Regions from separate parts of the Homo sapiens genome. Here region 2 is linked to region 1. A link is an interaction called in ENCODE POLR2A ChIA-PET data of the cell type or tissue named here. Cell type or tissue: B cell. All regions are shown on one strand. Each heading gives the region's core, and the rest is flanking DNA. Links, peaks and the distances in the headings are about the cores only. Region 1 overlaps PAX5 (paired box 5). Region 2 overlaps ZCCHC7 (zinc finger CCHC-type containing 7).

Region 1 (5,382 bases), core at 163-5,162:
TTGTATTTTAAGTTGAGAAGGGGTTTCACCATGTTGGCCAGGCTGGCCTCCCAAAGTGCTGGGATTACAGGCATGAACCACCATGTCCAGCCTTACCCTAAGTCTTAAGGATGGAGTTAGCCAAAGAAATGCCCAGGGAAGAGGAATTGCATTCCAACCAGAGGGAACAGCATCTGCAACAGCCTGGAGGCACAGAAAGCATGGTGCAGGGGAACGGCTATAATTCAGCATGATTAGAATTCAGGAGTTGGAGGAGGGGAAAGGGAGTGAAGTGTGAGAGGCTCTTCCCTCTCTGTCGAGCTGTTCAGCATCACTATCCATTATCCAGAACCTAATATACACTCTGATATACAAACAGTGCAAATACATTATTGAAGCTCTCATGGTGTTGGTATGAAGAGATGGGATTTCTCTGTGCTAAAATGAATCAAGATGACCTGAAACAAGAGGCAGAAAGGAAGTAATACCTGGTGCATTGCCACAGGGCAAGTCTGTTCTCTCTAATCCATACTGTCCAAGTCCATTACCTCATACAGTAGTCCCTAATTACTCCACCTTACAGAGGGATATGCACACTAATTAGAAAGGATGTTAACCGCCATAGTGAAAATATTCTGAAGCAAATGAAATATTACTAGGAGCAAAAGGGTGATTTGTTTCTGTGAATTGTGCTTTTAAATGAGATCAAAGAATGTGAAAGGCTTCATTTTAATTATACCTGGAAGGACCTGGAAGGGATGCATACATCCCTTTTATGGCCTTCATGCACACAGCAGTCTCTCTCCCATCCCCCACTGCACAGAAATAAATAAATAAATAAATAAAAGGGTTTAAAAATCATATTTACTCTGATATCTTTGCATTACCCCTATTTGAGTTTTTAAATTACTGTCTGTATTTTTTCCCAAGGACGATATAACTAAAAAGAAGGTTCGTATTTGAAGTGTATCTATCTGATCATTGCACAAATGTTTTCAGGAGAAATCACTAAATTTCTCCAAGATGGGTATGGGTTTTGTCATAGATCAAAGTGAGAGGGAGGAAAAAAAAGATAAATCATCAGAGATCCAAAAATACTTTTCATTTGGAGAAGATATCAGGCCATTTCGATGGGGCTGATGGAGTCCCTGTTCTGTCTCCATTACCCGCAGCAGGCAGCCCCAGCCAGGAGCCAACTACCAAGATTATATTCCCCATAAGATGGTCCCCGATATCTATATATATATATGATCTTCAACCTCTATTGATTGACCAATTTCACAAGCAAAGACTGGTGAAATGAAGCTGAAATGAACATCATGCTTTAACTCATTGAACCTATCAGGCCTGAGTTAATCTCACTGTCCACTGTCTCTGATAGAATTCAATTGATCAATCATGTTTCGGTGATAGTACCATTTCACTGGCTTATTGCTTCTTCATTTCAGAGCTTGACCTGTTAGATGTACTCGGACTGGCTCGACTCCTCTTGGATACACAGAGATCAGCCTCTGTCTGCCAACGTGTGTCATCTCCTGTCCCAGTTGAAAAGAACTCAAGAGGCTTTTGTGTATGTCTGTGGTGTGTTTTTCCACCAAACACACACACAGGAATGGTGGATTTATGAGGGTGTGGAACTGAACAAGCACAAATTATAAGAAGGGCTCTTCATTATTCATGGAAGCACAATTATTTCCCTTTTATGTAGTTAAATTGACGTGTTTGGGCTCTGTACCTTATAGGGGCATATTCTTGTATTACACTGGCAAGTGTGCATGCCTAGACATCTGAAAAGGATAACAGCGACAAAATGATAACAATCGCACCCCTCAAATACATATTCCTGTGGCATATGAAACATTCATCAGCTTATCTGATTCTCCTGATAATCTCAGGAGATGGGCAGGAGATTACGATTCCCATTTTGCAGATGAGAAAATGGGCTCAGAGACGGAAAGTGGCCTGCCCAGGGTCACACAGCAGAGTTATCAGGCCAGGTGAGACTGAGAGCCCTGGTGTCTCACCTCCTCAGTGCCTTGTACCCCAGTGAGGCCAATCTCCAGGCAATTTCAGAATTACCAAGCCATTTTGGACAAATCACTTTGTCCCCAGCTCATTGGATGAAAGAAACATCCCCAAAATTCAAATCAGAGAATTCTGGAGCTTGGAGTGGATTCCAAGCCTGTCTACAGCTCCTTGTGCAGCTTGGAAACTGAGGCCCAGAAGGCAATAAACTGTTGCCCCAAATCACCAGGATACTCAGCAGCCTAACAGAGACTTGAACTTGGGTCCCAGGTTCTCAGGTCAAGACTTTTTCCACTTTCTCTCAATGCCTCCCTAATTTATGTCAAAACAATGAACTCCTATCGACAGAGAAGACTTCATTCCCTACTGTCAACATGGCCCAATGCACTGCTATGGTTCCTTCGTGGCATTTAATTTAATTTTCCCAACTCCAAGCCAAGACTATGCTTAGGGAAATCAGGAAAGCGGCTTGCACCGGTGGCTGCCTGAGGGAGGTGGCTCTTGGAGGCACAAGGCTGAGCCCAGCATGAGAGTCTCTGGAGGAGGCCAGGGCAATGACAGTCTGCAAATAAGCTTTGCATCTGCTCAGAGCTGGCAGAGTCTGCAAACACACTAATGGACTTCCCTCTGCCTGTGGGGAGTTGGGGAGAAGCCATAAATAAAGCAGGTGCCTCTGGGGGGAGCCATTGCCGAAGCCAGAGACAGGGCTGGGGATTAGGAGCTGGTTAAGGGTTGGGGGAGGGGCTTTGGGCCACCCACTGCACCGCATTGCACTGCCTCCCAGACAAAATGACAACCCACTTACCAGCAGCCCCAATCCCCACATCCCAGATTCCCCAGTCTCTGTTCCAGTCAGTCCCTTGTCTGATGATATCAATACATTCACAATTCCAGACACAGAAGGGTTGGGGGAGGAGGGTCATACAGTCTAATCTGGCCACAGTGTAGAGACCCTGTTGGAGGGAGATGAGACTGAGGCCCAGGGTCGAGTGGGAGCCCTCAGCCAGGACAGAGCTAACAGTGGGAATGGCTATCCAGAGAAGGGGGCAGGTTCGGGAGGTGATTAGGAGAGAAGGTATGCTGGAGTGAGTGACTCACTGGAGGTAGGGGAGAAAATGCACCTCTGAAGTTCCCTGTTGGAGGTTCTAGGCTGCTGTCTACTCCCACTCTGAGCAAAACCCACAGCCCCTCACAGCTTACTAGGCTTTACTGGTACTTAACTGGGTACCCCCCCAGCAATCCCACCTTTCTGACCTCGTTTCCTCCCACTCTTTCCCCGCTTATTCTGCTCCTGCCACACTCGCCTCCATAGGGTTCCACAGTCATGCCAAGCTCACCGGCCTTGGGGTCTTTGCACTTGCTGTTCCCTCTCTCCGGAAACTTCCTCCCCCAGATATCTGCCTGGCTCACTCCTCCCTCCATTAAGGCCTCTGCTCAAACGTCAGCTCATCAGTAGGACCACCCTCCAAAAACAGCAAAGCCCCCCCCCCCTCAGCCCTGCTTCATTCCCTGTCTCCTCACCTAGCTTTGTTTTCCTCCAGAGCATAGAACAGCATGCTGCTTATTTTCCTTATTTAGTTATTGTCTTTCTTCCTTAGAACGTCACTCATGTGGGCAAACATTTTTGTCTGTCTTGTTCATTGCTGTGTCCCCAGCAACTAGGACAATACCTAGCACACATAGCAGGCACACAATAAATACTTGTAGAGTGAATTTCACTGAAACTGGCAAAAAAAAAAAAACAAAAAACAGGTACAAAGGAGAAGGGAGACAGCTGCTCCGGTGTGACCTCCTACTGGGAAATAGTGGCCACACCCTCCCAGGGGACATCTGATGCTCCCCTTCCATGCCTTGCCTAAGGGAAAACAAAGGGGTCCCTAGGGAAAATCCCTGAGGGAAAACAGTGGGGTCTCCCAGGCCTTACCTACCTCTGAGACCACAGTGCCCGACACCACATCAGGAGCCAGTAAATGGATGAATGACACCCCAGGGAAGAGGCTCTGCCTTGGAAGTGTTTAAGTGACAAAAGTGGTGGAGCACAGAGAGCAAGCTCTGGCTCTGCCACTTGCCAGCTGTGTGATCTTACACTTCTCTCAACACATCTGTGCAATGGGGTCAATAAATCATGCCAGGCCTACAGCACTGGTCAGAGCAAACAAGCTGCTGGATTCCAAGTGAGAGAGTGCTGTCTGCACAGTGAGCACCTCCTAAGAGTCAATAAGGACTGAGAGTGAGGACAAGAAAACAGAAGCCATTTGCTAAATTAAAAAGAACAAGGGATGGACCCTGTGGCTCCCCACTGTAATCCCAGCACTTTGGGAGGCCGAGGCAGATGGATCACCTGAGGTCAGGAGTTCAAGAACAGCCTGGCCAACATGGCAAAACCCCACCTCTAGTAAAAATACAAAAATCAGCTAGGTGTGGTGGCACACACCTGTAGGCCCAGCTACTGGGTGGCTGAGGCAGGAGAATCGCTTGAACCCAGGAAGCAGAGGTTGCAGTGAGCCAAGATCATGCCACTGCACTCCGGCCTGGGCCACAGAGCAAGATTTCATCTCAAAAAAAATAAAAAAATAAAAATAAATAAATAAAAAATAAAAAGAACAAGATGTGTACAAAGAGGGGTACCTGGCTAAGGTGAATCCCTTGGTTCCAGCATTCATTGATCTGTTGCTGGTGCTCTGGTCCCAAGCATAGCCCTGCCAGGGAACCCAGTCTCAGCCCTCAGGGAGCCCATACTCTGTCAAGGAGAGAAGGCCTGGAGATGGACTTACAGTCCAAGCTTGTGAAAGTATCCTAAGAGAGCCCTCAACTGCAGGCAATGAAAGTCTAGAGACAGAAAGAACCTGTCCAGTGCAGGAGGATGGGGGGTCCTTCTCCTGGAAGGAGAAGGTGGCATCTGAGCCAGGATTTGGATTTGGGGGCATGAAGGAAGAGGCAAGGGGCATCCCAGACAAGGATAAGATGTGGGTGGGGCTATGCTCACTGACTGAGGCCCCTGGGAGCTTAGCACCCATGGAGCGGGGTCACGTAGCTTTCACACCTCCACATCTAAATCAGGCTATGCTTCTGTGTCTCCGGGTCAGGTTTTGCACACAATGGGTGCACAATACCTGCAGATTTTGCTTTTTCACAGACTCCACAGAACTTCCCAAAAGAAAGATACCCTAGAGAGAAACCCATTCATTCCAGTGGTTGTCGGTAAGCATGATCAGATCAGAGGAGATTTGGGAAATCTATGAATTATTACTAATATTGTTATGGGGGAGGAAGTATGGCATTTAATGGATGGGGCCAGGGATGCTACCCAGCACAGTTCAGCACGGTAAATAATTGGCCTGCATCTCACACATCTTTGGAATGACCCATCACACACTG
Region 2 (5,382 bases), core at 61-5,060, 310 kb after region 1:
TTTTTCCCTGGGGTGAAACAAAGGTTAACTGAAATTTCCTCTGTTGTGTACCTGAACGAATCAGCAGTTCGAGAAGGAAATCCCATTGATGGGCCAAGAGAGTGACAGGCTCTATTTAAAGAATTCCCCCGACTGTGTGGTAGACCAGCCATGCCATGAATTTAACTGTTCCTGTGGTCCCCATACTTGTACCCACCAAAAAAAAAGAGAGAGAGAGAGAAAGCGACTTTGTTCTGCAAACGTTGGCCTAAGCTTTGAAAACCATGAGCCATTGAGTTTTGTGAATTCAAGTTAGACAGTAACAGAGGCCAAGACTCTAAGCGAACAATATCTGAAAAGGAAGTACACAAAAACAGGTAGAAACTGTTTAACTGTTTTATTTCTCTGTGTATATACATATTTATGTGTGTTTATACACACAAAAAAATACCTTTTTTGCATTTTATGTAGCCAGTCCTAATTACATTTGATCAATAGTGTTTGTTAAATTTTTTTAAATATGTAACAAATATGAAGGTTTTTCTTGTTTTTACAGCTTTTTTGCTCCATAAAAGTATCCTGGTTTTTATCAGGACATATTATATGTATTGGAAATGAAAGTCAGCACGGTGTGAGTTTAAATGGTTAAAAAAAAAATGGATTTTTATATTACCTCTGCAGGAGCTTCTGTTAGGACCAGCTCATGTATTTTGTATTTTTTCTGTATAAGGGAAACTGCTTTAAATATGAAAAGATGGTATCTTAAGTTGGATTAAACATCCGTAATTCATGTGTATTTAACCTCAGGACTTGTGAGCCTTGTTGAAAAATCCAGCTTTAAACCTTCCCTGTAGGCCTCAATAGTGCATACTGCATTGGGATTATAAATAGTCAGTCTGTTTCTGGAGTGTAGGTTAGTATGTATTCCCAGGAGGCATGAACTATTTACATTTCTAACAAATGTTTCACATATGTTGCTGATTCATATTTCTATGTACAAATTTAGGCTTTAATTTTTTTAATTTCCTTTTTTATTAGAAGTTTTGTTATAAAAAGTTTCTTAAGTGTTTCATTCTTTCTAGCATGGGTGGCTTAAGGAGATTGGAGGGGAGCGTTTCATTTATTTATATAGAGATTTTGATGTTTTGAAAGACAATAGAATTAATAGAGAAAATTGTCCAGATATCCAGCGCTTGGATTTTTGTTTGAGAAGTTTGAGGAAGCAGATGCCATTTGAGTTGGTTTCTATGGAAAAATTTATCTTAGAGATGATGTAGGGCTATATTTATGTTCACAAATGAGAAATTGAAGCTGAGAGAAAGAGAAAATGTTTAATACATAATTACTCAATATGTCTTGGAAGAACCTAGGTTTTTATTCATACCTGGTGTTTCTTTATAAACTGCCTCTCTTTTATCTTGAGATGGTATTTTCGAAATTATTTCTCTTTCTCATTTTCTTCTACCATTTCCTGACATTTTCTTGTCTTTTGTTCTATTCTTCTTCGTCTCTTATTTTTCTATATTGGTTGTACTGTAAATAGGTTGCTAGCAACACACCTTAGGAGCAGGCTTTTGGGGAATGGGTCTAAGTATTCCATTTGGCCTATAATAGGCTATATTGTTGTTTTGGAATATAATTTTGAAAAAATCAAATTTATATTTATCCTGCTAGTTGATCAAGCTATAAATCAATCAATACTTACTAGTTGCTGCTTATATAAATAGAAGAGTTAACCAGTGACTCAGACAGATGACAATTGACTATTAAAGATTTTTTTAAATTGGCATATGTTTAGGAAAATCACTTGTTTCTTCAAAATTTATTCATTAAGCAGTATTTTTTGAGCACTTACTATGTGACAAACACCACACAGGTGATAGAGATACAACAGAGAGGAAGATGGAACTGGTTCCTGTCTCCTTACATCCTGGTGTAATTATATAATAAAAGTTAACCACAAGTAGAAACTTGGGGCATTATTTTTGTAAAATCTCAGTCAAGTTTCTCTCTACATAGAAGACTAGTATAACTTCAGATACCATCATTCATATCCATATCAGAATATAGTCCTATGTTAAAAGTAGAAAGATGCAATTTTAAACATGTTTTCCCATTAGTAATTGTCATGTGGTACATGATGAAATGAAATTGTTGAAATGAGTACCAGTAATTTTATTATTAGAGAAAGTCAGAACACTATTAATAAAATAATTTAGGGAGATTATATAGCATATTGGTTAAGAGCATGGTTTGGATGTAAACATGGGTTTGAGCCCTCTAGTCTGCCACTGAGAAGATTTTTGGTATTAAATCAATTATTATTCATATTTTTATGAATTCATAAACCTCACCTGTTCTCATCTGTGAAATAAAATTGTAATACCTACCTTTATAAGATTGTTATGAGAGTTAAATTAGAAATACAGGCTGGGCATAGTGGCTTATGCCTATAATTCCAGCACTTTGGGAGGCCAGGGTGGATCACTTGAAATCAGGAGCTTGAGACCAGCCTGGGCAACATGGTGGAACCCCATCTCTACTAAAAACACAAAAATTAGCTAGGTGTGCTTGAATTCTCAGCTACTCGGGAGGCCAAGGCACAAGAATTTGCTTGAGTCCGGGAGTCTGAGGCTGCAGTGAGCCAAGATCACACCACTACACTCCAGCCTAGGCAAATGAGTGAGACCCTGTCTCAAAAAAAAAGAAAGAAGGAAAGAAAAGAAAAATACATAAATGTTTAACTTAGTACCTGGCACAGAATAAGCTCTTTATATGTATTAGCTGTTTTTATGTCCTATATTCTTTTTTTATTAATTTAATCTTGATTCTCTTTTTCCCTCCCTCCCTCCCCCCCGTTCCCGCCCTCCCTCCCTGCTTCCCTCGGTCCCTCCCTCCCCCTTCCCTCCCTCCCTCCCCCCCTCCCCCTTCCCTCCCTCCCTCCCCCTCCCCCTTCCCTCCCTCCCTCCCCTCCCACCTCCCTCCCTCCCTCCCCCCTTCCCTCCCTCCCTCCCCCTCCCCCCTCCCTCCCTCCCTCCCTCCCCCCTCCTTCCCTCCCTCCCTCCCTCCCTCCCTTCCTTCCTCTCTGCTGTTGTTGAAACAGAGCCTCTCTCTTTCATCCAGGCTGAAGTGCAGTGGTGTAATTACTGCCCACTGCAACCTCTGCCTCCCGGGCTCTAGCAGTCCTACTGCCTCAGCCTCCCAAGTAGCTAGGACTACAGGCATGAGCCACCATGCCCAGCCATGATTTTCTTTCTCTAGAAAAGTCTGTTAGTGGGGATTTGAACATTCTTTTTGTATTATACATATTTTCTTTGAGGTGTCATACATTAAAATCAATTTCTTCAAAAATCAGGATGAGCATTTGTACAAAAGTATACAGTCAACTAGGATGAGGTTTTTTAAAAGTTGTTTTCCTTTTAACATAAAGTTGTATGTAATAATTTCCAATCCCTCGTGCCTTCTTGCTTCCTTTCTGGCAATCTCAACTTCAAATCAGTAATACTTATTATAGGTACATTGGTACCTATAATAACAAAGCGACTTTGTTCTGCAAACGTTGGCCTAAGCTTTGAAAACCATGAGCCATTGAGTTTTATGAATTCAAGTTAGACGGTAACAGAGGCCAAGACTCTAAGCAAGCAATATCTGAAAAGGAAGTACACAAAAACAGGTAGAAACTGTTTAACTGTTTTATTTCTCTGTGTGTATACATATTTATGTGTTTTTACACACAAAAAAGTACCTTTTTTGCATTTTATGTAGCTAGTCCTAATTACTATTATATACTTATTATAGGTACATTTATGTAGCTAGTCCTAATTACATTTGATCAATGGTGTTAAATTTTTTTTAAATATGTAACAAATGTGAAGGTTTTTCTTGTTTTTACAGCTTTTTTGCTCCATAAAAGTATTCTGGTTTTTATCAGGACATATTATATGTATTAGAAATGAAAGTCAACACAGTGTGAGTTTAAATGGTTAAAAAAAAAAAACATTTAACCATTTGGACTTAAAGACCTTCTGTCAATATTCTGTCTAGAGGCTGGGTGCAGTGGCTCATGCCTGTAATCCAAGCAGTTTGGAAGGCTGAGGTAGGTGGATGGCTTGAGCCCAAAAATTTGAGACCAGCCTGGGCATCATAGCAAAACCCCATATAACACAAAAATATAAAAAATTAGCCAAGCATGGTGGTACACACCTGTGGTCCCAGCTACTCGGGAGGCTGAGGTGGGAGGATTGCTTGAGCCCAGGAGGTTGAGCCTGCAATGAGGCATGATTGCACCACTACACTCCAGCCTGGGTGACATTGTGAGACCTTGTCTCAAAAAAAAAAAAAAATCTATCTATCTATCTATATAGATAGATAGATAGATTTTTTTATAGGTAGATAGATTTTTTTTTTTTTCTGGAGCTAAATTGAAACCCAAGTAGCTTTGGGGGCTTGTTATCCATCTAATATACAAATTCTTCCTTCTATACCAAGTCATGTCTTGCCATAATAGAAGGTAGAACTTTTAAGGAGATAGGGTACCACATTATGGTGAATGAATATTTCTTTTGTGGTCAAAATCATCAAACATTTGTCTATATTTACTGCCCCTGAATTCTCTCCTTCAGTTCTCTTTTTAATCCAGCCAGGTTTTTGCATCACCATTCCATCCAAACTTCTCTTAATAGGATCACCAGTGACTTTCCTAATAAATTCAAGGGTCAGTTCTCAGTCTTTTTCTTACCTGCCCTATTGGTGGCATTTACCATAATCGATAACACCTCTTCTTTGATAGATACATTGTGTTTAGTTGGTTACGGGGCACTGACCTATTCCCCCACCAAGTTTCCTCTCACCTCACTGGTTACTCCTAAATTCTTGCTCATGTTCTATCCTTTCTCTACACTCAAACCCTTGGTACTCTCACCCAGTCCTGTTCTAAATACCATCTCCATGCCATAATTGACAAATTTTATTTCCGGTTCAGATCTGTCTCTGAAACTTAAGACTCATAATCCAGTATCCAATGGCATACTCCACATCTTCATTTGAATATTTTAATACTATTGCTAATCCAGCCTGTCCAAACTAAATTCATCTTTCCCTCAAAACATGTTCCTCTGCATTTTTTAGTTGCAGTAATTATCATTTTAGTTGCTGAGGCCAAAAACCTGGTAGTCATCTTTTACTGTGTTCTTCTTTTACTTTTTTTTTTTTTTTCTGAGGTGGAGTCTCGCTCTGTCGCCCAGGCTGGAGTGCAGTGGTGTGGTCTCGGGTCACTGCAACCTCTGCCTCCCGGGTTCAAGCAATTCTCCTGCATCAGCCTCCCAAGTAGCTGGGATTACAGGCGCCTGCCACCACACCTGGCTAATTTTTTGTATTTTTAGTAGAGACAGTGTTTCACCATGT

The links. ChIA-PET counts read pairs that join two places held together with the same protein. Peaks named below come from ENCODE experiments on the same cell type or tissue, not always from the same donor. Only the 100,000 strongest peaks of a DNase experiment are listed, where the experiment ranks them.
Region 2: POLR2A ChIA-PET joins it to region 1 with 10 read pairs; 2 of 35 experiments call an interaction of 5 or more read pairs at or near these places.

Annotation. Positions count from the first base shown.
Region 1 is chr9:36,977,702-36,983,083 of GRCh38, forward strand. The region is part of intron 5 of PAX5 (paired box 5); the gene reads right to left. Among named protein-coding and RNA genes, the nearest start is that of PAX5, 54 kb to the right of the region's middle. RefSeq lists an enhancer at 2,727-3,226. In B cell, for the core only: no CTCF peak of the experiment used is centred there; a DNase peak (open chromatin) is centred at 2,700; H3K27ac peaks cover 4,026 bases.
Region 2 is chr9:37,283,973-37,289,354 of GRCh38, forward strand. All of the region lies in intron 2 of ZCCHC7 (zinc finger CCHC-type containing 7), which reads left to right. Among named protein-coding and RNA genes, the nearest start is that of LINC01627, 110 kb to the right of the region's middle. In B cell, for the core only: no CTCF peak of the experiment used is centred there; a DNase peak (open chromatin) is centred at 259; H3K4me3 peaks cover 1,382 bases; H3K27ac peaks cover 4,665 bases.